Regions from separate parts of the Mus musculus genome. Here region 2 is linked to region 1. The links are chromatin loops, found by intact Hi-C in ENCODE. Cell type or tissue: heart. All regions are shown on one strand. Links, peaks and the distances in the headings refer to the core of each region. The heading gives the core; the rest is flanking DNA. Region 1 holds the start of Zfp738 (zinc finger protein 738). Region 2 holds the start of Zfp759 (zinc finger protein 759).

Evidence for each region. Hi-C counts contacts between places; a loop is a spot of excess contacts. Peaks named below come from ENCODE experiments on the same cell type or tissue, not always from the same donor. Only the 100,000 strongest peaks of a DNase experiment are listed, where the experiment ranks them.
Region 2: a loop joins it to region 1, with 3 times the contacts of the local background. A loop is called at or near these places in 2 of 42 quality-filtered maps.

The regions. Positions count from the first base shown.
Region 1 is chr13:67,676,126-67,692,333 of GRCm38, forward strand. It overlaps Zfp738 (zinc finger protein 738), which reads right to left and starts at 7,387. Exons shown (of 4, transcript NM_001001187.3): 1 at 7,278-7,387. The coding sequence starts at 7,313. In heart, for the core only: no CTCF peak of the experiment used is centred there; a DNase peak (open chromatin) is centred at 7,436; H3K4me3 peaks cover 1,112 bases; H3K27ac peaks cover 967 bases.
Region 2 is chr13:67,121,582-67,137,789 of GRCm38, forward strand. Zfp759 (zinc finger protein 759) reads left to right here and starts at 6,647. Exons shown (of 4, transcript NM_172392.3): 1 at 6,647-6,733; 2 at 15,137-15,263; 3 at 15,729-15,824. The coding sequence starts at 6,728. In heart, for the core only: a CTCF peak has its summit at 7,076; a DNase peak (open chromatin) is centred at 6,700; H3K4me3 peaks cover 1,041 bases; H3K27ac peaks cover 928 bases.

The DNA of each region.
Region 1 (16,208 bases), core at 4,367-12,366:
AATGACATAGTCTTATAGACAATAAACACATGGTCATTTCAAGAGGGGCAGAAAAGTCTTGGACAAACTCCAATATGCTTTCAGGGTGTAAGTGCTACAGAATGTGAGACTAGAGGAATGTTTCTTCAAGGGAAGGAATGTAAACTCTGTTTTCCATACAAAGCTTAGAGCTGATTACTAGTCTACTTAGTCACTTATGATATGTATTTTGCTAACTTTGTTCCTCTAGGACATTTAGGTATGTTTTTTTGTGCTTACAGTACTGAGGTAATTATCACCAGAAGAGTTTACACCTAATTGTGCTAGTGCTTGAATATGCCTAAAACAATCAAGTGGACATCAGATTCCCCCCATTTGAACAAGCAACTACTAGTGAGTTGTGTTGGGCAGACTGCCTTCCTTCCTCCCCTGCCTTGGTATTCTGCTGCAGGGATGCTGTTTGCGAGCATAAGAAAGGGAATGGAGGTTACATATGAGTGCATGGGGAAATTGGGAAGAATTGTGGGGCAATAATTAGGGAAGTGGAAGAACATAAATAGGGGTCTGAAAGTAACCTTGAACCTTCAACCCCAGCTCCCTACCAGCCTGCAGTCTCTCTTGGTAAACCCAATAGTGGTCACCCTGATACCTAAACCACACAAAGACTCAAGAAAGAAAGAGTATTTCAACCACTTTTCCTCATGAATATTTTTTTTTCTTTTTTTGGTTTTTCGAGACAGGGTTTCTCTGTGTAGCCCTGGCTGTCCTGGCACTCACTTTGTAGACCAGGCTGGCCTCGAACCTAGAAATCCGCCTGCCTCTGCCTCCTGAGTGCTGGGATTAAAGGTGTGCGCCACCACGCCCAGCTCCTTATGAATATTGATGCAAAAATACTCAATAAAATGATCACAAACCAAATCCAAGAATACACCAAAAACATAATCCACCATGAAGTAGTCTTCATCCCAGGAATACAGGGGTGGTTCAATATATGACAATCTGTCAATTTACTCCATTATATAAACAAAATGAGACAACCAAAAGTTATATGACAATCTCCAATGCTGAGAAACCCTTTGAGAAAATTCAAAACCCCTTCATGTTAAAAGTCTTGGAGAGATCAGGGATATGAGGTGCATACCTAAACATAATAAAAGTAATATACAGCAAGCCAATCTTAAGTTAACATCAACTTAAATGGAGAGAAACTTAAAGCAATTACACTAAAATCAGGGACAAGACAAGGCTGTCCACTCTCTCCATGTCTCTATAACATATTACTTGATATATACTTGAATATATAGCCAGAGCAATAAGAAAAGGAAAAGAGATCAAGGGGATACAATCTGGAAAAGAAAAATGCAAAGTATAGCTATTTACAGATAATATGATAGTATATCAGTGACACCCCCAACAAACAAACAAACAAACAAACAAACAAAAAACTCTACCAGAGAACTTGTAGAGCTGATAAATCCCTTCAGCAAAGTGGCTGGATAAAAAAAATCAACTAAAAAAAAAAATTGCTGGGCATGGTTGTGCATGCCTTTAATCCCAGTACTTGGGATGCAGACACAGGCAAATTTCTGAGTTCCAGGACAGCCAGGGGAACACAGAGAAACCCTGCCTTGAGAAATTAAAAAAAAAAAATCAGTAACCTTTTTTTATACAAACCATAAAGAGGCTAAAAAAGAAATCAGGGAAATAATACCCTTCACAATATCTGCAAATAATATAAAATGTCTTGGTGTAACTCTAACAAATCAAGTGAAAGAGCTGTATGACAAGACCTTCATGTCTCTGAAGAATGAATGTGAAGGATATACCGTAAGATAGAAAGATTTCTCATGCACATGGGTAAGTAGTATTAACACAGTGAAAATGGCCATCTCATCAAAGGCAATCTATAGATTCAATGCACTTCTCATCAAAATTCCCATACAATTCTTTACAGACTTTGAAAGAACAATTCTCAACTTCATATTAAAAAAGAACAAAAAAACAACTCCCCCCCCCCCAGAATAGAAAAAACAGTCCTATACAACAAAAGAACTCCCACAGGTATCATAATCCCTGATTTCAAGCAGAACTACAGAGAAAGAGTAATGAAAGAAACCTGTATGGTATTGGTATAGAAACACACAGATTGACCAAGGGAATTGATCAGAAGACTCTGAAATAACCAATACACCTCTGGACACGTAAATTATGACAAAGAAGCCAAAATCATACATTGGAAGAGAGAAAGCATCTTCAAAAAATGGTGGCAATCTAACTGGATATCTGCATGTAGAAGAACACAAATAGATTCATATTCATCACTCTGCACAAAACTCAAGTCCTAGTGGATCAAAAAACCTCAACATAAAACCAGATACACAGGTTGGAGAGATGGCTCAGCAGTTAAGTGCTCTGACTGCTCTTCCAGACGTTCTGACTTCAAATCCCAGCAACCACATAGTGGCTCACAACGATCTGTAATGGGATCTGATGCACTTTTCTAATGTGTGTCTGAAGAGAGCTGCAGTGCACTCATATAAATACAAAATAAAACTGTAAAAAACCAAACCAACAAATACTCTAAGTCTAATAGAAGAGGAAGTGGGGAGTAGCCTTGAATGCATTGGTATAGGAACAACTTACTGAACAGAACACTAATAACTAAGGCACTAAAATAAACAATTAATGAGTGGGATCTCATGCAACTGGAAACCTTCTGTAAAGCAAAGGACACTGTCATATTGACAGCCTCCAGAATGGGAAGATTTTCAGCAACCCAAAATCTCACAGTGGGCTGATATGCAATTATATTAAAAAACTCAAGAAGTTGGACAGCAGCAAACCCAATAACCCAGTTAAAAAATGGGTACAGAGCTAAGCAGAGAATTCTCAACAGAGGGAAACACTTTAACAAGTTTCTTTGGTCATCAGGGAAATGCAAATCAAAGTGACTCTGAGATTCTACCTTACACCCACAGCACATGCAGGCAAGGATATAGGTAGGGCAATGGAAACACTCCTTGCTTGCTGGTGGGAATGCTAAGTTATATAATCACTATGGAAATCAATGTGGAGGTTTCTCAGAATAATGGGGATAGCTCTTCCTCAAGTCTCAGAGAGATCACTCTTGGGCATATACCCAAAAGATGTCCTACCATACCACAAGGACACTTGCTCAACTATATTTGTAGCAGCTTTATTCATATCAGCCAGAAACTGGAAACAACACAGATATCCCTAAGGGACAATGGATAAAGAAATTGTTATTCATTTACACAGCAGACTATTACTCAGCTATTAAAAACAAGGATATCATGAAGATTACAGGCAAATTGATGGAACTAGAAAACGTAGACTTTTTTCAAAACTTACTTTAAGTAGAGTTCTCAAATGTTTCAACCTTCTTTCTAGCCCACATACCAGTGGTTGGGGACAAAAAAGATAAATAGAAAACAGGGGTTATGGCCCTATTTAGAAGTAGTTCCTTGGGGTAGTTCCAATATTTGTTGTCAGGATATCAGCAATTGTACTCGAGATAGTTATGTGTCAACTTAACACAGCTGGAGTCATCACAGAAAAAGGAGCTTCAATTGAGGAAATGCCTCCATGAGATCCAACTGTAAGGCATTTTCTCAATTAGTGATCAAGCCCCTTATGGGGGACCATCTCTAGGCTGGTAATCTTGGTTCTATAAGAGAGCAGGCTGAGCAAGCCAGGGGAAGCAAGCCAGTAAGGAACAACCCTCTATGGCCTCTGCATCAGCTCCTGCTTCCTGACCTGCTTGAGTTCCAGTCCTGACGTCCTTGGTGATGAACAGCAGTATGGAAGTGTAAGCCGAATAAACCCCTTCCTCCCCAAATTGCTTCTTGGTCATGATGTTTTGTACAGGAATAGAAACCCTGACAAAGTCAAATTGGTACCAGCATAGTGGGGTATTCCTGTGACAACCTAACCGTGTTTTGGGAACAACTGTGGAAGGACTTTGGAAATTTGGGCTTGAAGATCCATTCATTGTTAAGAGCTGTCAGATGTTGTGTAGGAGCTTGGAAGATAATGTTGAGAACTGTGCAGAAGATGGAGGCCTGGCTTGTGAAATTTCAGAGGGAAAATTAAAGACCCTGTTCAGGGCCATTGCTATTTTGATTGTGGATATTCTGTACTTCTGGTTAGTTGGGGTTGAAGAATCAGCTGTGATTAACAAGATACCAGAACTACCAAAGCAAAAACTTTGCATTACTGGGACTACTGATGCTGGTTAGCTGGAGCTAAGAAATTAGTGGTGATTAAGAAGAGACCAGCATCATTGAGGAAACATCATCTGGGAAGTGTTTTCTCAAAGCACAAAGAGGCTGTGTTCCAGAGATAGCCAAGGTTGTACTCCTGCTGCAGCAGGACTTGGTAACGTGTAAGGGTCACCCATGTGGTACTGGTTTTAAAGGCATGAAGGGGTCACGCAGAGCAGCTGAGGCTCGGCACTGTGAGAGGCCATGGAAGTCCATTGGTGAAGGTGCAGCCACAGTTGCAATTGTCGGCCCACCATTGAAGAGGTCATGCAGTGTTTTGGAGATGCCAGTACCATGAGATGACCACCAAGAACAGCAGCAGTGGAGTACAGGCATCTGGAGCCTAGAGGACAACGCGTGTGCTACAACGGGCATAGCTGGAGAAGTGACCCAAACCCTTGGAGGATCCCAGAAGATCGTGAGTTGGATCCCAGACATTGGATGGTTGGAGATTGATTTTTGCTTTTGATTGTGACTGTGCCCTGTTATTTTCAGTCTTGAAGGAAGAAACTATTTTAGTGGAGCCCACAGTTAAGAGAATTTTAATTGTAAAAAGACTTTGGCTTATAAAAGATATTGGACATTTTAAAGCGATTGACTTTTAATGTTTTAAACTTGGGGATGAATAAGAAACTAAGGGTTGAGGTTTACTAGTGATGTGTTTGTGTGTCAAGTTGACAAGGGGTCAATTGTACTGGCTAGTTTTGTGTCAACTTGACACAGCTGGAGTTATCACAGAAAAAGGAGCTTCAGTTGAGGAAATGCCTCCATGAGATCCAACTGTAAGGCATTTTCTCAATTAGTGATCAAGGGGGAAAGGCCCCTTGTGGGTGGGACCATCTCTGGGCTGGTAATCTTGGTTTTATAAGAGAGCAGGCTGAGCAAGCCAGGGGAAGTAAGCCAGTAAGGAACATCCTCCCATGGTCTCTGCATCAGCTCCTGCTCCCTGACCTGCTTAAGTTTCAGTCCTGACTTCCTTGGTGATGAACAGCACTATGGAAGTGTAAGCCAAATAAACCTCTTCCTCCCCAACTTGCTTCTTGGTCATGATGTTTGTGCAGGAATACAAACCCCGACTAAGACAGCAGTCCAGTCCAATTACAAAACATCAAGCATGAATCAGGACACATAGCAAGATCCAACAGAAAGCACAAGGAACCACTGAATTCATATGAATCAGTAGAAGCAGCCAAAATCCCACAGAAGTTCTTTGGTGCATTTCTCTCTATGTAGTGAAGACCAGCAGAGCTTTGCAGGTCCTATCAATGCAGAAGCATCCTCTCATTGTCTGTGGGGTGCTATTTATCTTCTTTCTAAATATCACCCACGTTCTCAAGCATCTGCTCTCAGCAAAACATCACATGCCCTCTGACGAGACAGCTTCCAGCAAAACATTACGTGACACAACTGAATTTAAAGAAACTAGAAACTTGCACTTCATCTTCCTGAGTGACTTAGCCCAGAACCAAAAGGATATGCATAATATATACTCACTTATAAGTGGATATTAGCTACGAAGATATCCATGATACAATCAACAGACCCAGACACACTAAATAAAAAGGAGGGCCCAATGGAGGATGCTTGATTCTCACTCTTCCTGAGTGTACAATCATGAAACTGATTCCATGTTAGAGTATGGAATTTGGTTTAAACTAAATCTATGTCCTCAGATCATGGCTACTCAAATTGCTCTGTACTAAACTATTCTCTTAACCTTTCAAGAGGAGAACTGTGCATTTTTGAATGATCATAAACATACTATGTGTAAACCATAAGACCGAAAGTATTTTTCTTTCTTTCTTTCTTTCTTTCTTTCTTTCTTTCTTTCTTTCTTTCTTTCTTTCTTTTCTTTCTTTGAGCATTCTTTTGCTGACACACCAGAAGAGAACATCAGATCCAATTATAGATAGTCGGGAGCCACCAAGTGGTTGCTGGGAATTAAACTCAGGACCTTTGGAAGAACAGCCAGATATCTTAACCACTGAGCCATCTCTCCAGTTCTATCTTACAGCTTTTCAAATACAGTTGAAAAACTTGGGAGAATTTTTTCTAAAACTATTAAGAAGGGTGTGTCAGTAAACATGAATGTCACATTAAGGGATAAAGGAAAATTTAAGAGAGTTCAGACAATGCTGATAACATGAACACAAAGAAGAAAAGCAAGTGAAGAGACAACAATGTACAGACTCTGGCAGATTAGAGAGCAATGTACAGATCCTTGCAGATTAGAGTGCAATGTACAGAGCCTGGAAGATGAGCAGAGCCATTTCCCCCTTCCCTTTCAGACTTTCTAGCCCCCCCTGCCATTTCTCATCACACCAAGTCAAGTCTCTCACATCTGAAAAGGAGTCAAAATTTTGGACACAACACATACTCAGAATTGTTGAGGTATTATTGTCTAGTGATTTTTAATCTTTAGTGTAAAATCCTATTTATTTGGATTGTGCAAACACTGGTTCATACCAACTACAAGATTATTTTGTGGTTTTATATCCATGTATTGTCGCATTCAGGTCACAAAGGTGTCTATTAGAAAATCTTATTTGAATCAGGGCATCCGTGAGTCTAACAATTCGTTCCAAAGGAACAGGAACTAACATCCCACACAACAGTTTGCCCTCCCTCACAGGATTCTTGCTCCTTGGACACTAGGAACTTTAGGAAGCTGTTTGAGCACAAACCAGGAGTGGTGTCCAAGACATAACGTATAGAGGGTGCTACATGTCAAGTGCTCTGTATGTCCTGAGAATCTGACTACAGTCACGTGAGAACGGGCCAGCTAGGTAATGATGAGTGCGCTCTTGTCAGCATCTCAGGAACAGGCAGGCAGCTGACCCAGCCTGCCCTTGCCATCCTGTTGTTTTCAGTCTTTTCCCCTTCAAACCCGTGCCCAGGCGCAGCGGCCCAGCCTAGGTCAGCACAGCATCTCCAGGTCAGCAGCTTCTTGCCTCTCAATAAGCCCGAGCCAGCTCCCTCCGTGCCCTACCTGCCACCCTGCACAGCCCCTCAGACCTGAAAGATGGCGCTGCTCCCTGCACCAACCTCCATGTCAGAAATCCAGATGTAGTGCTGAGGACAACTGCATACATTTGAGGAGTGAAGTTTGAAGAAAGACTAAGGAAGCTCGATTCCGAGGGCCCTTTCTGATGACCTCACAAGGGACGGGACTACACTTCCCACAAGTCAGTTGGAAGGACTTACAGGGACCCACAGAAGAGGTCTTGTGCATTGCCTGCCTTGCAGCCCAGCTCTGGGCAGCTGAAGTTAGAAAAAAACAGGCTGCAGCATGTGGGCAGCCACAGGGAAATTGGGCTTTAAAAAAAGTCTTTGGTCACAGCACGCGATGTTAGCCTGTGAGCTGAGTTTCACAGTAATGTTTATCGCATTTCCTTGTTATCTCTTCTAAAACATTGTGAGTTTAAAGCTCGGATCTTTTTTGTTGTTATTGTTGTTTTTGGTTTTTTAAAAAGCACATCTCTACTTATTAGCATCTTACTACGGAGTGGAAAATTAATGCTTTCATGGTTTACTTAAAATATGAAAAAGGAAGATAATGTAAGAGTGGGCATTATCTCTTTAAGATGTTATCGAAACCATCCCAGGTACTTAAGACAGAATTAGAAATCAAAGTGAGTCACCACCAAGTATTTTCTGAGCACTTGCTTTCCTCCTCTGAATCTCTCCCAAGAGGAGGGGCACAGCTCCTAGGATCACAATGGTGTGTGTACTGGCTCTTCAATTTCCCTCTGTGTTTGGTTTGATGTTCTTTATTGATTTTCCTGTCTCCACTGATCCTGTCATCATTCACATTTGATAATACTTGAACATTACTGGTAGCTGCCTTGTACTTCCCTCACTTCTCCTAAGCAGAACACTGAGATCGTTCCTCCTGGAATATAAAGGTATCAGAAATATGTTCATATCACTGTAAAACGAGGTCGATGTATTAAAGAAGTTAGACTGGAAACTTGGAGTATTGAGAATTCCCATCTTTTCGTGGGAAGGTTTATTCCTGTGTAGTTCATGCTTGAGTTAAAGCTACAAATGGCATTACAGAAAAGATTTCATACTTCCCTGAGGCACAATAATTCAAAAGCAAGCTGTTTCAGAGCAGAGACTGTGCGAAATCCCTAAGTAATAAAAGGATTGTCTCTGAATCCTTTGGGTGAGAGCAAGGATTTAAGGTAAACTTCCTTTAAGAAGCATTAGTTAATAAAATACTTTCCACTTAGGAAACAATATACACTGAAAGATTAAAACTCTTGGCTTCAAGTATAGAAGCAGAAACAATAAAAATTTTTCTTACATAAGGTAAAGTTACATTAGCCATACCTAGAGGCAAAATTTTCTAGTGATTACAGTTCACCTGAAGCAAAACTCTTTGAATTTAAGCATTATTTTAAACATCTGAATAGATCTGCAACACTGTTAAAAAGAAATTTTCTTGGACACAGGGAAAAACTTTCTCAGGCACTGTTTGCAAAACACAAGAAGGCCACAAGCCGCTCTGGGGCTGCCCAGAGCCCTGCATTGACTCAAAGGTAAAATACTTTTTTTAATCTGAGCATCTTGGCCCTCCTGTAATAAGGACCAATTCTAGAGGAACAATGTAACCGTCTACGCCTCTAAAGTTTGATACTCTTTCTTAAGATGACTTACAGTTAAAATGTTCTTCACAACTTTAGTGTTGTGAAAAAATTGCCCGTACTGCAGTTTCCTGCCAGGCAGCAACTATAGCCAAAGTGATTGTCTAATCTATTCACAAAGACAAACATAACTAGATAACTCTGTCACAGTTTTGTATGAAGTGAGCTGTATTAGTGCTTTCAAAAGATGATTACTCTTGTAATAATCTTAATTAACAATATATGGGTGAGTAGAAAATCTTAAATTTGCAATGAAACTGCAGGCTGAAGTCAGTGGAACTCTGGCAGTTTTAACCATAATTTTTAAGTTTCTTGTGCAAGGTTAGGATAATACCTACAACCTTGGGAAAGCAAAACCCAAGTTTAAAACAATTTATCATCTTTAAAATCAATATTAGAAGCATTACTATCCCATTACGAAGTTTGGATGCCAATTAATACTTATGAATACCTATTAAAGCAAGCTTTACTGCTTTAATAAAGAGGCATTGTTTTAGATCTTATCTTAAATTTTACTATTTAGGATAGGAACCACATTAATTATTATCTAAACTAGAAATATCTTTAGAAACCCAGCCTCTTGGCCTGCTTTATGCCACGTGTCGGAAGGACTCTAAACTTGAGTTATCAAATTTAACACTAACCATCTATAGCAATGTAACAATTATTAATCTTAACCAACAACTTATGAGCTGGATGTGAAAACATGCAGAGCACATTATCAATAAAAAAGAACCAAATGAAGCAGTTACATTTAGACCAATCAGAGAATATTAATTTTTCTAGCTACAATCATAGAATAAAAGGCACTTTACCATTCTCAAACACATTAGTCAGAAACCATTTATCAGCTTTTTTACTCCGAAACTAAGAGGCTGTGCACTCGCCCTTATTTCCTAAAACGAACAGTTTTTCCAGCAGGGGCCCTCCTGCCACGTGTCTGATTCCTGGCTGAAACACGTGGCAGCTCTCGGCTTTGCAGATAAAGTTTTTTATACCATCTTTATTATCCAACATAAAACATAGAACATTCATTCATACAGACTGGACACGAACATACATGAATTGAACACGAGAACAGATTGGTGCACCAGACATTAGACAAGACACAAAAGGGAACAGAGTACTCCTGCTATAAGGCCCAGAGAGAAATTTCTCTCTGCTTTTTGGAACATTTTCCTCCCTCATGATGCAGTTTTTATTAACTGCGGCAATCCGCCTGATTATTAATTTCCTTTTAATAAACCCTTTCTTTTCTCACGCCTAATGTAGCTTCGGAGAGCCACGGCCTACCGCCTGTTACCCAGCTCCTCTTAAGCTTCACTGCTGAACCTAAGTGAACCAGCGCTCGGGTTTAACGCTGTCTCAGCTTAGCCCATACCTTCTCCGGTATGAATTTCCTTTATCCTTTAATTATTTCATGGAGCTCCGAACCAGCAGTGTCTCTTCCAAAAATCCTTTGCCGTTTCTCAGTCCCGCGTTGGTTCGCCAAATGTTGTGTCCAGCCAGCAGACCACAACCTGGGTTCTAGCCTGGAAAGGCATTTTGGAAACCTGGAAGAGAAGAGGGGCTAGGTGGCGAGATAAAGAAATGCAGCTAAGACAGTTATTCTGATCAAAGCTCAATTTTACTGTTCCGCATGCAATTATAAAGCAGGGGAAGGGGGCCGATTCCTGCCAATTAATCTTGGGGTCCAATAGCAGGGTGACCACGTGCACGGCTCAGAACAGCAAAGCCGCAGGTCCAGCAGTGGGCGTGGCAGAACGAATGAGCAGGAAGCTCCACCCCTGAGCAAGCAGGTTTCAGGCTGGGGGAGGGGAGACTACACCTATCCAATTCTTCTTCTCTAGGGAGTGTGTTTGCCTAGGGATCAGAACAGATTCCTCAACTTAGAAAAACTAGAGTCAACAAGCAGTACATTCACCTGGACATTTGATTGGCATGTCTGTTTAGAGTGACATCATGAGTGGTATGTCCTCCCCCTGAAGACTGCAGTGAAGGGTCTTGTCAGCAACCACAAGGATTTAACAAAGCTGAGCATAGTTAGTTTTCCAATATGTGTATGTGTTGAGGTTTGGTATGTTACTATGTATTGTAATACTAAATTCTATATTCGAAGTTCTAAGCTTACCATGGACCTCTTACATTTAAAAGGTTCTGTTATGCAAACCTTGTTCCTTGATTGAAAACTCTTAGTTAAATCAAATTCGGTACAGTCTATTACTGGAGGGATTAGAGGTAGGTGGCTTCTGAGTTACCTGGTACGGGGTGGAGAAGAGAGAGAAGGAAAAAGGCCAGGAAAAGAAGGAAGAATGGGGGAAGAGGACGAGCTGCCATGGGGGCAAGGGGGTGGTGCATGGCCGGGAGAAACATCAAGTATCTGAAGTACACCACTGGGAAGGTAGCCAAGAAAGCAGTTAGAGGAAGAGTAAATTAGGGGTTGAACCCCAGTACTTGTCAAAGCCAGATGAAATAACCTCGAGTCTGAACCTCGTTTACTTGTAAGCTAGTCAGGGATAAGCCCTTATGAAAGAAAATATTTAATTGGAACTGGCTTACATTTTCAGAGAGTCAGTTCAATATCGTCATGGTAGAAAGCATGGTAAGGTTTAGGCAGAAATGTGAGGTCTACATTTTTATCTGCAGGCAGCAGAAGGGGGTCTGTCTTCTGCATACAGCAAGGAAGAGGCTCTGGGTCACACTGGCCAGACTCGACTTTATATATGAGATATCAAAGCCCCACCTCCTGTCATGCTTCCTGTAGTAAGACTATACCACAAACGAGGCCATACCTCCTAACAGTACCACTTCCTATGGACCAAGCATGTTCAAACTAGCACTGTCTCCTTGTCATACAATAATAAAACCACTAAAGATTAGACTCACTTCCTCAGGAAATAGACAAGACTACGTTTTCAATAAAAAGACGTAGAATGAATGAAAGGATGCAAGACAAAAAGACCATCCTGCAACCTATAAGAAACACACTTAAACTTCAGCTATCACCTCAGAGAAATGTTTTATAAAAATATTTTCCAAGCAAATGGACCTCAGATGCAAGCTGTTGTAGCTATTCTCACATGTCCAAAATAGAATTCAAACCAAAATTAATCAAACACAAACTAATCAAACAGAGAGGAACAGTTTAAATTCATCAAAGGAAAGATCCACAAAGATGATGTTTCAATTCTTAACATCCACATCACAAATGCAAGAACACTCACGTCTGTAAGAGAAACATTACCTGCATAATACCACATTGGCCCTAACCTCATTGGAGAGTTCAATACCCGATTCTCACCAATTGTCAGGTTATCCAGCCCAAAGCTAAACCCAAAAACACCATCACTGACGATCATTAAAACACATCGACCTGGAGGGTATCTACAGAACCTCTTGCCCAAAACCGAAAGAATACACCTTCTTTTCAGCTCCCATGGAACTTCCTCTCAAATTGAGTACATACTTGGTCACAAAGCAACTCTTTCCAGGCACAAAGAAATTGAAATAACCCACTAATTCTGTTCATATCACCATGGATTAGACCTGAATTTCAAGAACAAAAGAAACCCTTTTCTTCATCTCCTTCTTATTTTGTTTGTTTGTTTGTTTGTTTTATGAGACAGGGTTTCTCTGTGTAGCCCTTGCTGTCCTGGAATTCTGTAGACAAGGCTGACCTCGAACTAAGAGGTTCACCTACCTCTGCCTCCCAGTGCTGGGATCAAAGGTGTGTGCCACAACGCCCGGCTCAAAAGAAACTCTTAAGAATAAAGGGAAGCTAAACAACTCTCTCCTGAATGAAAATAGACTATCAAAGAACAGCTAAGGCCAATAATCCTTAATTATTCCACAACAATAGAAATAGAGATAACTTTTCCAAACTCATTTTAAGAAGCTACAGCAGCCCTGATACCCAAACCACACAGAGAGTCAATGAAGAAATGGAATTGCAAATTACCAATATAAACATAGATTTAAAAAAATGCTCAATATAGTTCTTTCAAATCCAATCTAGGAACACATCAAAGATGTTATACAAGATGACCAAGTAGGATTCCTCCCAGACATGAAGGGAAGGTTCCATATTTAAAAAAAAAAAATCAGTTAGTGTAATGTACCATATAAACAAACTTGAAACCACATAATCATCTCATTTCACACCAAAAAAAAAAAAACCTTTGACAAGATTCAACACAACTTAAGGATAAAAGTCTTAGAAAGAGAAGACATACAATGGACATAGCTAAATATAATACAGGTGATTTACATCAAGCCTTTAGTCAATGTCTTAGTCAGGGTTTATATTCTTGCACAAAATATCATGACCAAGAAGCAAGTTGGGGAGGAAAGGGATTATTCAGCTTACACTTCCACATTGCTGTTCATCACCAAAGGAAGTCAGGACAGGAACTCACACAGGGCAGAAACCTGGAGGCAGGAGCTGATGCAGAGCTCAGTTTGATGGAAGGTGCTGCTTTGCCTTGCTCAGCTTGCTTTCTTATAGAACCCACAAATACCAGCCCAGCGATGGCACCACCCACAATGGGCCCTCCTACCCTTGATCACTAATTCAGAAAATGCCTTACAGATAGATCTCATAGAGCCTTTCCTCAAGGGAGCCTCCTTTTTCTGTAATAACTCCAGCTTATGTCATGTTGACACACAAAACCAGCCAGTACAGTCAACATCAAACTGAATGTAGACAATCTCAAAGCAATTTCCGTAAAGTCAGGAATAAGGCAAGGTTCTTCACTCCCTCCATATGTATTCAATACATATTTGAAGTTGTAGCTAGAGTAATTATAACACTGAACAGAACAAGGGGATCCAGATAAAAAAAGGCAGAAGTCAAAGTATCATTTGCAGAGGGATATAAACTACAAATGGATTGAGAAAACATAATCAGGGGAACAACACCTTTTACACTAGCCACAAATAATATAAAATATCATGTGTAAATTCTTCCAGGAAAATTTAAGACTTGTTTGACAAAAATGCCATATCTTTGAAAAAAATAGGTTGAAGAATATACCAGAAAGTGGTATTGTCATACTCTCTAGGTCCCTCAAACTTTGGAATAATGACACAGAAACTTGCTAATATTATTTTATCTTAGGCCTTAGCTGGCTACCTCACAGTGAGCACATCAAAATTAACCTGAGTATTCTAGGCCACATCTGCCACATGACCTCTTACTTTTCACTCAGTCCTGGCACCTGTTCCTTTCACCTCAATATGGTGCTGGAGAATCAACCTGGAAACTGATTCCTCTCACAGAGCCTCTCTCTGCCCCCAAAGTGACATCATTCCTCTCCAGCCTCAGCTATTGGCCACCATTTCTTTATTGAGACAATCCCAAGGCAAGAGAGATAGGTTTGCAAAACACTGATGCAGGTAATGAGCCATTAAAATAACAACACCAAAGTCCATACATCACCCAGTTCTATGCTGGTAGAGAAATCAATTCATGAATAATACAAAGAAAACCTTTATATAGTGTACAAAATTCTATCCCAATATCTCTCCCATTTAGTCCAATGGATGGCTTTTTCTCTGACATCAATAAATTATATATAAGAAGATAAATTTTACATACTATTAGGTGTTGTGTCTGGCCAGCAGACTACAACCTGGGTTCTAGCCTGGAAAGGCATTTTGGAAACCTGGAAGAGAAGAGGGGCTAGGTGGCGAGAGAAAAGAATGTAGCCAAGACAGTTACTCTGATCAAGGCTCAAATTTTATTGTTGCAACACTAGTTATGAAGGAAATGGGAGGGGACCCGATTCCCGCCGAATAATCTCTGGTCCAGTAGAAAGGTGCACGTGTGTGGCTCCGCAGGTTCCAGCAGTGGGCGTGGCAGAACGAATGAGCAGGAAGCTCCACCCCGAGCAAGCAGGTTTCAGGCTAGGGGAGGGGAGACTACAATTAGGTAAGAATTACATTCACAATATCTAGTCCATTTGTGTTTCGCAACCTTGAAGAAAGTACTCCACCACTTGACGAGTCAAAGTTCTATACCTGAATTACTTTCCACCATAACTCGAATTGCCAACCTAAAATATATCCTTTTAAATCTTAAAGCACTTTCTTCAATGCTAAATAATTTAGTTATAGTTGATATTATAACTATCTAGAGTTCATCCTAATCAGAGATCTGACACTGATAAATAGCAGCTGAGAAAACAGGAAGTACAGAACAAGGAACATCCAATAATATAGAAATGGCAGAGACTAGCCGGGCAGTGGTGGCGCACACCTTTAATCCCTGCACTCAGGAGGCAGAGGCAGGCAGATTTCTGAGTTCGAGGTCAGCCTGGTCTACAAAGTGAGTTCCAGGACAGCCAGGGCTACACAGAGAAACCCTGTCTCGAAAAAGACAAACAAACAAACAATCAAACAAACAAAAAGGCAGAGGCTGCTAGCTGCCTGGACAGTCACCTAACATTTGTCTGCAACATTAGGGCATCCATCTTCATCCCAGAAGCCTGGAGTACCTAACAGGATTCTTGAAAAGCAGGGATATAGAAGAATATTCATACTTTGTTACTGCAAAATCAACTTTCCAATGTTCTATTTGGCCAAACATTGGACGACATGCTGTGAGTCATCTATGCAATCAGAGTTTTTTGACCAGTGATTTAGCTTTGCCATATTTAAAGAAGACTGTAGATGGAGGTTCTGAGTAGGCAGACATTGCTTGTTTGCTGCTATTTATTTGTTTACATTTGAAAATGGCTACAGGTGGGTAAACAAAGCTTATTTTTGTAATTAACTAAACAAGTACCTAACACAATTACAGGTTTGATTGAATGACTACTAACTTGCATTTCATAATTATCCTAAACAGTTTGAAAGAGTAACTTTCAAGGCCTGGAACTTTAGATTACATTTTTAAGTGAACAGCTTATGTCTGATACATAAAACATGGTTGAAATATAAAATAATGTATTGTAATATAAATAACTTTAAATTTGTTTGAATATATTAATCTATACCAATGTAATTTATTTGGCCTGTTGATGCTCTTTAGTGTAAACAAATTAAACTATCTACCCTTTCATCCTATTATTTATGTATCCCCTTTTCATTTTCATTCCCCCTCCACCATTTTGGCCCTAGCACAAGATAGAAGAGAAAGAAGAACAGAAGAAAGAAAAAGAAAGAGATCCCTGAATCTAATCGCTTTTTCTTTGCTTCCTCTCTGACTAAAACCATTAACATCTATTGACCAATCCCCCTTAAAGGATGATAAACTTCCATTACCCATGGAACAACCAAAAATCACCCACCCAGACTC
Region 2 (16,208 bases), core at 3,746-11,745, 560 kb before region 1:
TCTGGAATCCTGTGATGCTGAGATTCTGTGTGTGTCAGAGTTCTTGGCAGTTAAACTTCCTCTGAGACCCTGAGATCCTGGTGTGACCAAGCTTCTGGGACCCTAGGATCCTGGGATCCTAAGATCCTGAGCTTGTTATAGCACCTGGAAGTGATACCTCCTCTGGGGACTGTAGTGCTCTCTGCTGAGTTCTAAACTGAGGTAGAACTGCACTGACTAGAAGGAACCTGACCCACTGATCAGGCGGGGTTCCTGTGTCTTTGCTCCAGCTGTCCCTAGGCACCCTTGGTTCTGTTGGAACAGATGTTGTGTTCCACTCACCAGTGATACTATGGACATGCTAGGGCACTTGTGTGGTGGAGAGTCCTCTGGAGACTGGGACTGTCCACCAATTTCGGTCCTAAGGTCCCATTCAATTTTCAAATTACTCTAGCTACAACTTAAATGCATATTGAATAGATATGGAGGGAGTGGAGAACCTTGCCTCATTCCTGCTTTTACTGAAATTTCTTTGAGTTTCTCTCCATTTAATTTGATGTTGGCTATGGGCTTGATGTAAATCACCTGTATTATATTTAGCTTTATCCAGTGTATCTCTATTCTTTCCAAGACCTTCATCATTAAGATGTGTTGAATTTTGTCAAAGGACTTTTTGGTGTCTAATGAGATGATTATGTAGTTTTATTTTAAGTACTATGCCTATACATTACACTTCTTGACTTTTTTTAATATATGGAACCGTCCCTTCATGTCTGGGAGGAACCCTACTTGGTCATGTTGTATAACATTTTTGATGTGTTCTTAGATTGGCTTTGAACAAACTTTATTGATTATTTTTGCATCTATTCTGATATGGGTTATTTGTAATTGTCTTTCTTCATTGAATCTTTGTGTAGTTAGGGTATCAGGATTACCATGGCCTCATAAAAATAATTTTGGAAAATTTCCTCTATTTCTATTGTTGTGGAATAATTAAGGATTATTGGCCTTAACTGTACTCTGAAAGTCTATTTTCATTCCGGAGTGAGTTGTTTAGATTCCCTGTGATTTTATGATCTTAGCTGTTTCTATCATTTTGAAACTCTGTTGTATTCCATGGTGGTCTGAAAGGATGCAATTCATTATTTCAATTTTCTTATGTCTGATTAGAGTGGCTTTGTTACCAAGTATGTAGTCAATTTGGAAGAAAGTTCCATTAGAATTGAGAAGAAGGTATATTCTTTTGTTTTTGAGTGAAAGGTTCTGCGGATATCTGTTAGGTCCATTTGGTTTATAATGTTTGTCAGTGATATACATTGTGATGGTTTGTATATTCTTGCACCAGGGAGTGGCACCATTTGGAGGTGTGGCCTTGTTGAAATAGGTGTGACCTGGTTGGAGTAGGTGTGTCACTGTGGGTGTGGGCTTAATACTCTCACTCTAGTTGCCTGGAAGTCAGTCTTCCACTAGCAGCCTTTGGATGAAGACATAGAACTCTCAACTCTGCCTGTGCCATGCCTGCCTGGATACTGCCATGCTTACACCTTGATGATAATGGACTGAACCTCTGAACCTGTAAGGCAGCCCCAATTAAATGTTGTTTTTTATAAGACTTGCCTTGATCATAGTGTCTGTTCACAGCAGTAAAACCCTAACTAAGACGTGTGTGTGTGTGTGTGTGTGTGTGTGTGCATTAGCTTTTTTTCTGGATAATCTGTCCATTGGTGATACTGAACTCGCTAACAAGTAATATGTTAAGGCCAATGTGGGATTAAGCTTGGTAATGTTTCTCTTACAGACATGGGTCCTTGAATTTGTGTTGCAGATGATAAGAATTGAAACATCATCTTTGTGTATTTTTCCTTTGATGAGTTTGAAGTATTCTTCCATGTTTGGTTTGTTTTTTTATTAATTTGGGTTAGAATGCTATTTTGTTACAAGTTAGAATAGCTACACCAGCTTCAATCTGAGGCCCACTTGCCTGGGAAATTTCTTTTATACACCTTTATTCTGAGGTGATAGCTATCTATGATGTTGAGGTATTTCCTGTAGGTAGCAGGATGGTCTTTTTTCTTTGCATCCATTTAGTTAGTCTATGTCTTTTTATTGAAAATTTAGTCTATGCCTATTGATTGAGGAATTTATTGTAATCCTAAGGCGTTTTACTATTATGTGACAAGGAGACAGTGGTATTAACTTACTTACTCCATGGGAAGTGGTTCTATTTGGATGTATGGCCTAATTTGTGGTCTAGTCTTGCTAGAGGAATCATGACATGGTGGAGGTGGGGCTTTGGTGTCTCATACATACAGTCAGATCTGATCACTGTGTTCTAGAGCTCTTTTTTGCTGCCTCTGGAAGACATTCACTATCTGCTTCCTGCAGATAAAGATGTAGAACTCTTGGATCTGCAAGTGCCATGTCTGCCTACACATTATCATGCTTCCTGCCATGATAATAATGGACTGATTTTCTGAGATTATAAGCCAGCCCCAATTAAATGTTTTCTAAGACTTGCCTTGGTCAGGTTGTCCCTCCACACAAATGAAACTCTAAGACAGAACTTGGTACGAGCGACTTGGTTCTTTTCTGTGATAGGCCTCACCATGTTTTGGTTTGGAGGAATATGAATTTGGGGACTGTGGATTTGGAAAGCAGTGGAGTGCTTTAGGATGGGCTTACTGGGCAATGCTAGTAAGAATATGGAAGACTTTGGCGCTGATGGTGACTTGAACTGTGGGTGCCTAGCTCAAGAGGTTTCAAAGGCAAAGAATATTAGTGTGTGGCCTCGATAGTTCTCTCTGTCTCTCTTTCTCTGTCTCTGTCTCTTTCTCTGTCTCTGTCTCCTTCTTTGTGTGTGTCTATGTGTGTGTGTGTGTGTGTGTCTGTATCTGTGTGTGTGTGTATCTGTGTGTGTCTGTGTGATATGTGGTGACAAATGTGGATGCTTTGTGTCCTTTTCTGAATACTCTGCTACTAGTCCCCTGACAGGTATATCTCCCCTTCTCCAGCATCTGAAAACTCACTGATTGCAACTTGCAATTAACCAGAGGGTTTACCACACTGAGAGTGTGCTGGTAAATATTTGCTGACTTGACAGAAGCTATGATAATCTGGGTAGAGGGAACCTTAATTAAAATGATCTTTATAAGATAAGCCTTTAGATAAGTCTATGAAGTATTACAAAGATTGATGATTATTTGCGAAGTCTTTACATCACTGGAAAAGTGAACCTTGCTTGTTTAGCAAGGAAACTGAGATAGCCCTTGGTGAGCTGGAGGAGAGGGTAGAGCCTGAAAGCACATGTAGATGAGTTTAAAAACAGAAAAAAGTAACCACCACAGAGGTGTGAGGATAGACAAAAGACACATTTCAGTAAAGTAAGGAAAAAACTTCCCAATATACACCAGTAGAAATTAATTTTATGGAGAGGAATGAAGGAAGTATGTGGATGTATTATGAAGTCATGCGGTGATGTTCAGTGATCAACTACTATGAAGTCACCATTTGTTATATAATCTGCTGGCCAAGGTCAGTATGTCTTCCAAGAAGGTATGAAACTATCCGCACATTTTATGTACCTCCCTGTGAGGTATCCAGTAATGACGGGACCTGTAATGTATCTGGGGAATTTGTACAGGATCAGGATGGTAGACATTAGGAGTATTAAGAACTGCTATAGCAAGAGGTGTATTTCAATAGATTTTTGCTTATCACTGATGAAAGGATCTATCTTTCAAAATGAAAACTGGCAGTTGTTTAACCATATATGAATGTATATATATATATACATATATATGAATATTCCTTTTAAATATCATTATTTTTTCTAAACGTGAAACCTTGGTTTTACTTCTTGTTATTGTTCTTGTTCCAGACAGGGTTTCTCTGTATAGCACTGACATACCTGAAATTCACTCTATAAACTGGCTCTCCAGTAACTAAGAGATACAACTCTCTGACCCCTAACTAACAGAATTGAGTGTATGTAGCACCATGAGCAGCATAATTTTTTAATTATATATTTTATTTTACTTGTGTATCTGTCTCTGTCTGTCTGTCTCTCTGTGGGCCTATCTATTCTATAATAGATTCCTGATGATGTTTGAGCCTGATAATGTCAAAATAGGGTATTTGATCCTCTAGAACTGCTATTATATGTTCTTGAGAGCCACCATATGCATATTAGAAAACAAACTCATCTTCTATAAAACATTAATTACTTTTGGGGGAGGTTCGAGACAGGGTTTCTCTGTGTAGCCTTGGTTGTCCTGGAACTCACTTTGTAGACCAGGCTGGCCTCGAACTCAGAGATCTGCCTGCCTCTGCCTCCCAAGTGCTGGGACTAAAGGCGTGTGCCACCACGCCCGGCCATTAATTACTTTTAACTACTGAACAATCTCTTTAGCCTGTAAGCACAGATATTCAAGTGATTTCGCTAAACATGACACATACTAGGGATTGTTCCCAAGAGAGAAAATTAAATGATCAAGATGTAAAAAAATTATAGTAGGCAATATATTTAAAATGGTGAACATGGCCTAAACAAACATATTAGTCCTGAGACTCTAGCTCCAGTAGACATTTCCATAACTATGCCTGGGTCCCTAATAGTGTGCTGAATGAGCCTCCTCTTTGATCAAATCTTCAGGTTGTGACTATACCACGGTAGCTACTCCCCCTATTGAATTACACAGGCAAAATGCAAAGAAATGGAGACAGTAGAAGAGTCGTGACTCTATGCTGTATCCTCAAGGATGAGCGCATCTCCTATGAATGACTACTCTCTTAGGTAGGTTTGCATGTAGCAGATACAAATATACATGTACACACATACACACAAGTAGCACAATGTACTTAAGGTTATGACTGACTAGCTTACAGATAAATTCAACTCAGCCTAGGGTTATAGCATTTGGCTTTGGCAATTACTGGAACACAACCACTAATCTACTCTTGTAACTGCCGTCATGGCTACCTTCCCAGTGCTCTACCCCAGATATTTGCTGTTTCTCCTGGCCACAGGCTCATGGTCCATCTGTCCCAGGGCATCTTCATCCTCTTTCCCCATTTCTCCTTGTCCTGGTCTCTCTTTCTTCTCTCTCTTCTCCACCCCCTACCAGGTAACTCAATACCCGCCCTCCACAAATCCCTCCAGTAATTGGCTGTAGCCAATTTGATTTATCCCATAGTTTTAAATCAAGGATGAAGGTTTGTGCCACAGAACCATGTAAATATGAGAAGTCAGCTGTAGTACTAGATCTTGGATACAGAATTTAGCATTACAATACATAGCAACAGACCAGATCTCAACACATAACATATATTGGAAAACTAGCTATGCTCAGAAATACTAACTTTTGTGGTTTCTGTCAATGCCCTTCACTGCAGCATTCAGGAGGAGGACAGACCAGTCATGACACTTGCCAATCAAGTACAGGTACATGTATTGTTCCTTGACTCTAATTTTTCTAATTTGAGGAAGCCGTTCTGCATTCCTGGATAAACATACTCACTGGAAAAGAAGAATTAAATATGGACTCGGCACAGTATCTTCTTTGAAACAGCTTCTTTTTGAATCATTAGGATTCAGGGAAGTAGGAAGTCTTTTCTGTAACAGGGTTTGTAACTTTGACTCAACCATGAACTGCACAAGAATAAACCTTCCCAAGAAGAGACATGAATTCTCAATACTCTATGTTTCCAGTGTAACTCCTTTAATACAGTGATCTCATTAGACAGTATTATGAATATTTCTGATATCTTTGTATTCAAGAAGAAAATATCTCAGTGTTCTGTTTAGGAGAAGTGAGGGAAATTCAAGACAGATAACACTAATGTTCAAATATTGTCAAATATGACCGATGACAGGATCAGTGCAGAGACAGAAAAATCAATAAGGAACATCAAACCTAAGGCAGGGGGAAATCCTATAGTGCACAGTGGATTAAGAGTTAGTACACACGCCGGGCGTGGTGGCGCACACCTTTAATCCCAGCTCTCCGGAGGCAGAGGCAGGCAGATTTCTGATTTCGAGGCCAGCCTGGTCTACAGAGTGAGTTCCAGGACAGCCAGAGAAACCCTATACAGAGAAACCCTGCCTCGAAAAAAAAGAGTTAGTACACACATCATTGTGATCCCAGTAACTCTGTCCCGCCCCTTGGGAGACATACAGAAGAGAAAAACCAGTGGAGTGCTCAGAAAACATCTGCTGGTGACTAGCTTTGATTTCTAATTCTTCTATCTTAAGCGACTAGGATGGTTTCAATAGAATCGTAAAGAGATAATGCTCACTCCTACATTAACTTCCTGCTTCCACATTCTTAAATAAAGCAGATCATGAAAGCATGAATTTTCCATTTGTTAATAAGATTCTATAGTAGGTCGGAGTTTTTAAATCAAAATGTTTTATCAGAGATAACATGGAAACCTGATAGGCGGGATTAATGTGAAAGGTTCAGCTCACAGGCAAACATTTCGTGCCGTGACCAAGGACTGTAAAAGAGCCCAAATTCCCTGTGCATGTCCATGTGCACCTGCTCTCAGTGGACTGTAATCCAGGCAGTGTACAAAACCTCTTCAGTGGGTTCCCGGAAGTCCTTCCAATTGATTTGTGGGAAATGTAGTCCCGGCCCCTGTGACGGCATCAGAAAGTGCTGTCAGCATCAAATTTCCATATTCTTTCGTCAAAGGTCGCTTCTCAAATTTGTGCAGTTGTCCTGTTGAGCGCTGCATTTGGATTTCTGACATGGAGGTTGGTGCAGGGAACAGCACCATCTTGCAGATATGAGGGACTGTGCAGGGTGGCGGGTAGGGCACGGAGAGTGCCGGCTTGGGCTTGTTGTGAGACAGGAAGCTGCTGACCTGGAGATGCTGTGCTGACCTAGGCTGGGTCACTGTCCCTGGGCACAGGTTTGATGAGGAGAACGTTAGAAACTACAGGATGGCAAGGGCAGGCAGGGTCTGCACACTGCCTGTGCCTGCGATGCTGACCAGAGCTCAAGCATGTTTAAAGGGAAACGTGCTCGGCCTAGTTGACCCATTCTCACTGGCTGTAGTCAGATTCTCTGGACATACAGAACACGGGGACATCTACCGCCCCCTATACGTCATGTCCTGGAGACTACTCCTTGTTTGAGTTCACACAGCTTTCTAAAGTTCCTAGTGTCCAGGGACAGAGAGTCCTGTGACGGTGATTGTTGTGTGGGGTGTTAATTACTTTTCCTTTGGAATGAATTGTTAGATTTATGGATGCCTTGGTTAGAGTGGGAATTTCTAATAGACATCTCAGTGACATGATTCCTCACAATACATGGCTGTATAGCCACAGAATAATCTTGTAATTGGTAACATCCCGTGTTTGCACAATCTATGTAATTATGGATTTTACACAGATTAAAAATGACTAGACAGTAATACCTCAACGGTTCTGAGTATGTTTGTGTTCTGAGTATGTGTTCTGTCCAGTATTTGGACTTCTTTTCAGATGTGAGAGATAGATGACTTGGTGTGATGAGAGAAAGATCGCTGGGAGGAGCTGGAAAGTCTGAAAGGGAAGGAGGAAATATCTCTGCTCATCTGCCAGGCTCTGTACATTGTTCTCTTTAATCTGGCAGGATCTGGATATTGTCTCATCATGTGATTTTCTTATGTATGTTCCTATTATTGGCAGTGTTCGAACTCTCTTAAATTTTCCCTGTCCCTCAATGTGACTTTCAGGTTTACTGATGCACCCTTAATAGTTTTAGGAAGAAGTCTTCAAATTTTTCAACTGTATTAGAAAGGCTGCAAGATAAATTTCAAAACCTGTGGCATACTTGGGAACTTATGATTTGCATATAGTAGGTTCCTGTTCATGCAAAATGCATAGTTGTCCTTTTGAAGAGTTAAGAGAATAGTTTAGTCCAGAGCCATTTTTGTAGCCATGATCTGAGAACACAGGTTTAATTAATCCAAATTCCATGCTCCAACATGAAATCTATTTCATGGTTTTACAGAACAAAGAATGTCATTAACCTAAGAAAGCTTAAAATACATTGGTGTAAGTCTGATAGAGGTATGTATATGTACCTTGAGATATGGGAGATATTCTATTCACCTAAGATACCATCTGCTGAGATTTTAGCTTTTGGGTTGATAGAATCTCATGTTCTGCCTAGTCAGTGGATTCTGAGAGGTTTTTATCTATTAACAAGCTGTGTGGTCCACTACATAGTGAGGCAAGGACTGTCCCTGAAGGGAAAATCAGCCCAAGACAGCTAACCCTGAACCTGCAGAATTCCAGGCTCTGCCCCTCAGTGAACTTCCACGTGGGCCATCAGTCTCTGCACACACAGACTCCTTACAAGAGTTTTGCATTCACAACATACACACAGGTTTTCTTTGTGTGTTTGTTTTTTCAGGGTTTCTTCTCCACATCCCCTCCTCCATCTCAGGCGATCTTGCTTATACTGTCCTCAGTCAAACCAAGCTTTAGTGAGCTGGAGATAAACAAGATAAACAAGATTGAGGGACACTGGATCCAGCTAACCAACAGAAACAGGACCCAAATGATTAGATTCAGAAATGAACAGGGAGATTTTACAACAGATACCAAAAACTTCAGACTATCATAAAGGGATATTTTGAAAATCTGTCCAGTGTAATTGGAAAATCTAAAAGACATCACTCATATCTACTTGTTGTAGACAACTTTGTACTGGCTAGTTTTGTCTCAACTTGACACAGGCTGGAGTTATCACAGAGAAAGGAGCTTCAGTTGGGGAAATGCCTCCACGAGATCCAGCTGTAAGGCATTTTCTCAATTAGTGATCGTGGGCAGGGGGGGGGTCCCTTTGTGGGTGGTGCCATCTCTACATCAAGCTGGTAGTCTTGGTTCTATAAGAGAGCAGGCTGAGCAAGCCAGGGGAAGAAAACCAGTAAAGTAGCATCCCTCCATGGCCTCTGCATCAGCTCCTGCTTTCTGACCTGCTTGAGTTCCAGTCCTGACATCCTTTGGTGATCAACAGCACTGTGGAAGTGTAAGCTGAATAAACCCTTTCCTCCCCAACTGCTTCTTGGTCATGATGTTTGTGCAGGAATAGAAACCCTGACTAAGTTGGATTCATTTCTTGATTCATTCTTCTGGCCTGTATCTCGTGAAAGGAGAACTCTGGGTGGGCATCACTTATTTTGGTATGTGAGTGTTCATTGTCAGTATGTCCCACATTTTCAGTGTTGTTCGTGTTCTCAGTGGCCCTTTGTGGTTTTGTAATTGTGGCTTCTGATTCTTTTTCATGGTTTCTTGGCTATGCTCATCTCTCTTGTCAGCCTAAAATGGTGGTTTCTGTATTTTCTTTATGTTTGATTTGTAAGATACAACTTTGTAATGCTCTTTATTATGTTTTTCTGTCTTTTTCAGTCGCTGCAGATAGTTGTGCAGTGTGCAGTGTCTTAAGTTGGATATCATTGTCTTTTAGGAGTTGGAATGATTACTCCAGGCTCTTCTGACTTTCAAAGTTACATAGAGGAATTGCCTGATATCCTAATAAATGTATTCTTTCACTTGCAGATTTCAGTATGACAGGAGGAATTTATTTTCTGATCTTGTCCAATTAAATATTATGTGTGCTTTTTATATTATTATGGGTGTACCTTTCCTTACTTTAGGGATTTCTTTTACAGCCTTCTTGAGATCATATCTGTATAGTGGTAATTTAGTTAACCTGCTCTGGATTTGACAATAACAGACACACACACACAGGCACACGTGCATGTTCAGGATCGTTAATTTTGATATTCCTTGGCTAGCTCAATGGTTGAGTACTTCTAATCTTCCCTGCGCCTAGCATATATTTCCCTCTGGAGTTTCTGGTTTAACACCTTGTAATTCTATGTTTTATCTTTGCTGTTCTATTACCTTCTGGCAGCTGGCCCCATAGGGCTGCTTGCTCCTTCCACCTACATTTTGGGTGGTTTTTCTTCCATAGCTCCTGAATCTGAGCCCTCTGCCTCTGAGTCATGAAGAATCTGCTCTCTCTCTCTCTCTCTCTCTCTCTCTCTCTCTCTCTCTCTCTCTCTCTCTCTCTCTCTCTCCCCTCTCTCTCTCTCTCTCTCTCCCTCTCATCTGTCCCAAGCCCAGGAATCCTAAAAGTTCCACCTCTCGCTGCCCTGCCAGCTATTTGCTGCTGCCATCTTAATTTATCAATTAGAACCAACGGGAGGGCAAGGTCATTATTGTCTCCGGAGCCTACAGTTGTGTAAGCTGTTTTGGGAGCCAAAATTAACACTAGAATACAAGCAGCATGAGGCCAAATCCACTTCTTCTATGAAACTTCCTGGTCTTTTCACCTTGTCTAACATTTCCTGCATGTTTCCTTCCCACAGATTTTTTTGTTCATTTATTTCATATGCTCTGCTTATTTTATCTAGAACATCCATTTTATTTGTAAATACTTACACGCTATCTTCTGCCAATTTATTCTATTTTTCTATTTTAATTCTATTTATTCTATTTTAAGTTTTTCTGTTAAGTTTTCTGTTAGGATTACTGGGATAGATTTTGGATCATTGCTAGCAGAATCCTCTTCAGTGTTTCTCTTTATTGAATTCCAGTTTCAAATCCTGCATTGTGTTGTCATTTCCATCCTTCTAAAGCTTTTGGCTTCTTGAGCATCACAGAAGCATTTATTCTCCTGAAGGTCGCTGTCTGCTATGGCACTGAGATGCTTCTTTGTGCCGTTTTGAAATGTTTGTAGTCTTTGATGAAGGTTATGACTACTCCTAAAGTCTGTGTCCTAGTGCTCATCTAAGCCATGTGTAATGGCAAGTATTTCTATCAAGTATGGTGGTGGGATTAAATGCCAGCATGATCTTTTATATTGGTTATTTTTATATGAGATCTGGCCTTATGGTTTTCAGGAGAAAATGCAGGCATAACCTAGCAGTTACTGTACCTGCAGAAAACTTAAATGTTGTTTGTTTGTTTGTTTTGTGTGTTTGACAATATAGCAGCTTCCTTTATCCTATTATATTCCTTAAACCCAAATTCATTAGTTTTCTTAATATTCTCCTCTTCTATGATTTTAAGGTCATCTTAAAGTGGTTGAATGTGAACTCCATTCATTTGAATGAACCTTAATTAAATCATAAAAGTAAAATAATCAGGGAATTGTGGTACATGTAGTTAATTTTGGACACTATTCAGTGCCCTACAAGGATGCAATATGGTTATTTTTGACAATATAGATGATGTTAGATTTGGGAGCTCAGTCCAAAGAGAAGAAAATTAGGAAAGCGGCTGAGAATAAGAGATAGGGCTGTTTGTTAGTACACATAGAGAGGGGCACCAACTCACTTGGAAGTATGAGATGGGGGATTGAGTGAGGGGAGAAACCTGGCTTGGACCTTTTAGAGCAACAGGTGAGGGGCTTGGGAATGAGGAAGTTGATGCAGCTCTAGGAGCCCCCTGCAGGTCTGCAGTCTCCCCTTCCTGGTGTTGTCTGCTTAGGCAAAATAGATTGTCTTGAGAGATAAGAGGTCCCCAAAAATCTATTCCTGGATTGTAGCAGACAAGTAACGTTTAGGCAGGTCAGCTGTATTCACATAGGAATCCTGTGTTTAAAAGCAAGAAATCTAACCAACTCAGTCAGATGTTGAATCTAAAGTTGTAAATCATGTGAGAGATACAATTTTTATTCCAGTAATCTCATGACTAGGAAACCTTGAGGAATATAGATCAATAGTTATTCGTCTTAATTTAGATAAGATGATGGAATGCTAGAGTCCTGATGTTGTCCTGAATCCAAGGGATTTAAGATCTCAAATGGCAAAGTGTGGAATGGATGGACCAGGGACTGAAAATAAAGAAAAGGCTTAAAGAAGACAAAAGCAGTAGCTGGGAACAGGATATTTTGTATAAACAGTTGACACAAAGTCAATTTAAAAGCACAGCATGCAATATTGTACTGGTAGATTAAAAAAAAAAAAGTCCAAGTTCACCAGAGACCTAAATCATACGATGTGGGCAATGAGAGCACTGGGTACCTCAGAAACAGCAGCCTTAGGGCAGATATCCCCAGTCGCAAGAGAAGTGTGGGATCCCCTTTAACTGCCTCAATGACTCCTTCATGGCACTGTATCCTCTGTCAGATTTTCCTGGAGAAGTCCATGGCTGGATGAAGACAGCGCACTAAAGTTCCCTTTGTCCTTTCATGGGGCCTCTGAAAGTGTTGATTTGGTATAAGTTCCCACTTGACTGAACTTACTGGTTAATTTTCTCATTATACTGTGTTTAGTGTAATTTGTTTCCATTTATCTATGAATTCATTTATTGTTCTACCCATTGGGTGCTCAAACTCCTGACCCTTTGTGCATTGTATATGTTCTGTCTGTACATGTTCAAGAAGCCAGCCCTTTGCAAGTACATCGTAGAATATATGTGTATCTCCATTGTATTTGACATTTGTGATTGTGCATATTTGGGTTGAGAAGTACTTGCACCATCACCATGGCTCTCTACTGTGAAGCATATACATGGTGTGTGCTGTATTACAATACAATTATAGGACACTAAAGCTCCATTTTTTCCAAGATCTAACTATTTGTTTATTTTTAAAATTTTTTCATAGTGACATTAAAAAAACTGTGCATTTTATTAAAATCTGGGAATGAAACAGTGCCACAGTGTGGTTTCTGCACAGAGTTTTGTAAAACTCTACAGAGTAGATGTTATTGGGGATATGAAGTAATTCATTGGGAAACATAAGGGCAGAAAAGAAAATGCAAGTTGTCCATATTGGTCATCTCTGAACTGGGAAGAGATGTGTGAAAGATGTTTCTGACATACCAGGAGAAATAAAGCCTTTAGGGCTTCTATATACTCTACATACAGGAACTAATAAGAAAATATAGATGGAGTTGGTAAGTCAGTTGTTGGGCAAAGGCATTTGTAAATCTCTATAAATTTCCTAAGCCATCAGAGAAAATTGAATCCTGTTTGGAAGGAAGAGAAAGGACCTGCTTTATTTTAGAATTTCCTTGGCATCTAGCATAGTGCCTGGCTATTAGTTGTTCAGTAAATGTCTTATACAAAGCAAAAAGGGCTCATTTTTGTTTTCTAGACATGCCATACCAAAACAACAGGCCATCTGGCTTAAAATAATCAAAAGACGCTATCTCCCAGTTTTTCAGGCTAGAAGTTTATGCGCCAGCTGCTGTCAGGACCAGACTTGCATTGAAGCCCTCAGATGAGAACTTTACCTTCATTGTTGTCCATTTTTGGCTTCTGGTAGCCCCAGGTGTTTTTTGACTACTGATATCGTTACTCCAATCTCTGCTTGCATCATCAAATGACCATCTGCCTTCTGGGTCTCCCCATCTGCACAGCATTTCTCCTCTTAGGAGCTCTGTCTTATCATATTTCAGAGGTTCGGGTCCATTATCATCAAGGTGGGAGCATGGCAGTATCCAGGCAGGCATGGCACAAGCAGAGCTGAGAGTTCTACATCTTCATCCAAAGGCTGCTAGTGGAAGACTGACTTCTATTTGTTTATTTTTATTGTGCTAGCTAAAGTATTGTGCACTCAAAACAAATTATGCTCTTGTGAATGTAGAAACTGTTACTTTAGGAAATACTCTGTAAGATCAGGCTTTGTTCCAGCCTGTAGAGCAATTTCCTAGTGACTGATGGAGCATGACACATACTGATATGCAAGATGGAACTCTGAGCTGCTAGCCCTTTATTCTATAAAGAAGCAGACTCAGCAAGCCATTTATAGGAAGCCTATGAGCTGAACCACTCCGTTATCTCTAATCATCTCCTGCCTCCAGGTCCCTGTCCTGCTTAAATCCCTGCCCTGACCTCCTTCAATAATGAACTGTGCTCTGGAAGTGTAAGCCTAATAAACCCTCTCCTTGACAATCTGATTTTTGCTTATGGAGTTTCATGGCAGGAATAGAAGCTCTACCTAAGTCATTTATGCATTGGTATTTTCTTACCTTTCATGTCTAAGAGATTACCTGATCCTCTCTACCTGGAGTTATAGACAGTTGGGAGCAGCCATGTGGCATCTAGGAATCAAACCCCATGTCCTTTGTAAGAATAGCCAGTGCTCTTGACTACTGGGCCATCTGTCTCACCCCCACACACTGGTTTTAGTTTCCCTTGTCCTCCATTTTATGGTTCTTACATGCATTACACCATAGGAGTTTTTGGGATCTTCTGTGATCCACTTCCCTTAGAGATGCGCCTTGTGTTGCAAACATTACCATGTCAAGAGTATTTTTGGAGTCTTCCTTACTATATCAGAACTGCTTCCAGCTCTCCTCTCACTTAGGGTCACCGTTCAATTTACATGCAGAAGTACATGATGCCTCTTTGTATTTGTTATTATTTTTTTTTAAAGATTTATTTATTTATTATATGTAAGTACACTGTAGCTGTCTTCAGACACTCCAGAAGAGGGCATCAGATTTCGTTATGGATGGTTGTGAGCCACCATGTGGTTGCTGGGATTTGAACTCCAGACCTTCGGAAGAGCAGGCGGCGCTCTTAACCACTGAGCCATCTCGCCAGCCCCTGTATTTGTTATTATTAATGGTTAGAAGTAGCATAATGTGTAAGTTAATTGGGGTTATATCTATCCCAGTATAGTTTCCAACTGAATGAGATTCAGACTCTGATTAATTTATTTGGCTTTTGTTCAATTACTGGGGGATTTCTCATAATCTACTTTTCTAAAGCTAGACTGGCTACTTCCCAGTTCGTGCTCCCTAAATTCTTGATGTTTAATTTTTTAAATAATTTTTGCCCCATCAATCTGTCTGGGGTAGGGGTGGTGGCATTTCACTTGGGCATTACTGCTGATCTATCATGACTACCCTTCCCCTCCCTACATCTCTTTCTCCTTGTGGACATTACTTGCAATCCCCAGTCATCGAACTCCTGCCTACCTCTAACCTCCCCATAATTGTCAGTTGCTAGTTAACCAGTATTTTTAATTGGGTAGCCAGTTTTACATGAAAAATTGCTGGTGAACTCATGGTAATTCACTTGTTTGGGGGCAGACAGATATTGGGGTATAGAATTTAGCATTTGAATACGTGAAAGCACTGAACAATACCAAACAGTAACATTTTGACATTTACTCTTTTAATTTAATTTTATTTTATTCTACAGAATATGCTGTCATTCTGGGATGTGGTAATATATTTCTCTGCAGAGGAGAGGGAATACCTGGGTCCTCCTCAGTGGAAATTGTACAGGGATGTGATGCTGGAGAATTACAACAACCTTGTCTTTCTAGGTGAGGATAACTTCCATGATGAATTTTTAATTTACTGTCAGTATGAAACTTGTTCCCTTTGTACAGTATCTCATGGGAACTTCTACATCCATCAGTAAGGTTCATAGGGCTACTTTTACGGAAATTTTAAATTATTCATATAGCTTTGAACTCTTTCTTCTTGTATTCATACCACCCCTCCCCCCAAATATATAGTTTGTCTTAAAATATAAGTGGTACACCTTAAAGAGAACGTCACAAACTAAAGTTGTAAACATTCTCCTTGTAACTGAGGGGTGTGACATTCAGGACCTGCAGTTTCCAAGTTCCTCCTTAGCATTCTGATGTGGCCATCAGAAAACACGTAACAAGTAGTCCTCTATTCCCCTTTATTGTGTCTTCTCATTCCTTACACACAGTCCTGGAGGGACATTTTACTTCCCATGTAACCACAGTAACAATGTTGTTCCGTTTTTCCACAAACAGGTCTTGCTTCCTCTAAGCCATACCTGGTCAGATTTCTGGAGCAAATACAAGAGCCTCTAGATGTGAAGAGTCAAGTGGCCATCTCTATGTACTCAGGTATATGAGAAGGGGGGTGTCAGAGAACAAAGTGGGAAATTCTAGGATCTAACATAAATACATTGAGATACAATATGCTGGTATAAATCATCTTTTTTTTCTTACTTATTCACTTGACATCTGGATCACTGCCTCCTTCCTGGTCACCCCTTCCCACAATTCTTCTTTGTCTGCCATCCTTTTCTGCTCTATGTGGGTGGGAACTTGCTGTGTGTCCACCCAACCCCCAACCCCAGCACTTCAACACTCTGTAATGCTAGGTGCTTCCTCTCCCACTGAGTCCAGTCATGGCAGGCCAGCTAGTAGAATATCTTTCACATACAGGCAACAGGTTTTCAGTTAGCCTCCTTTCCAATTGCTCAGGACCCACATAATGATCAAGCT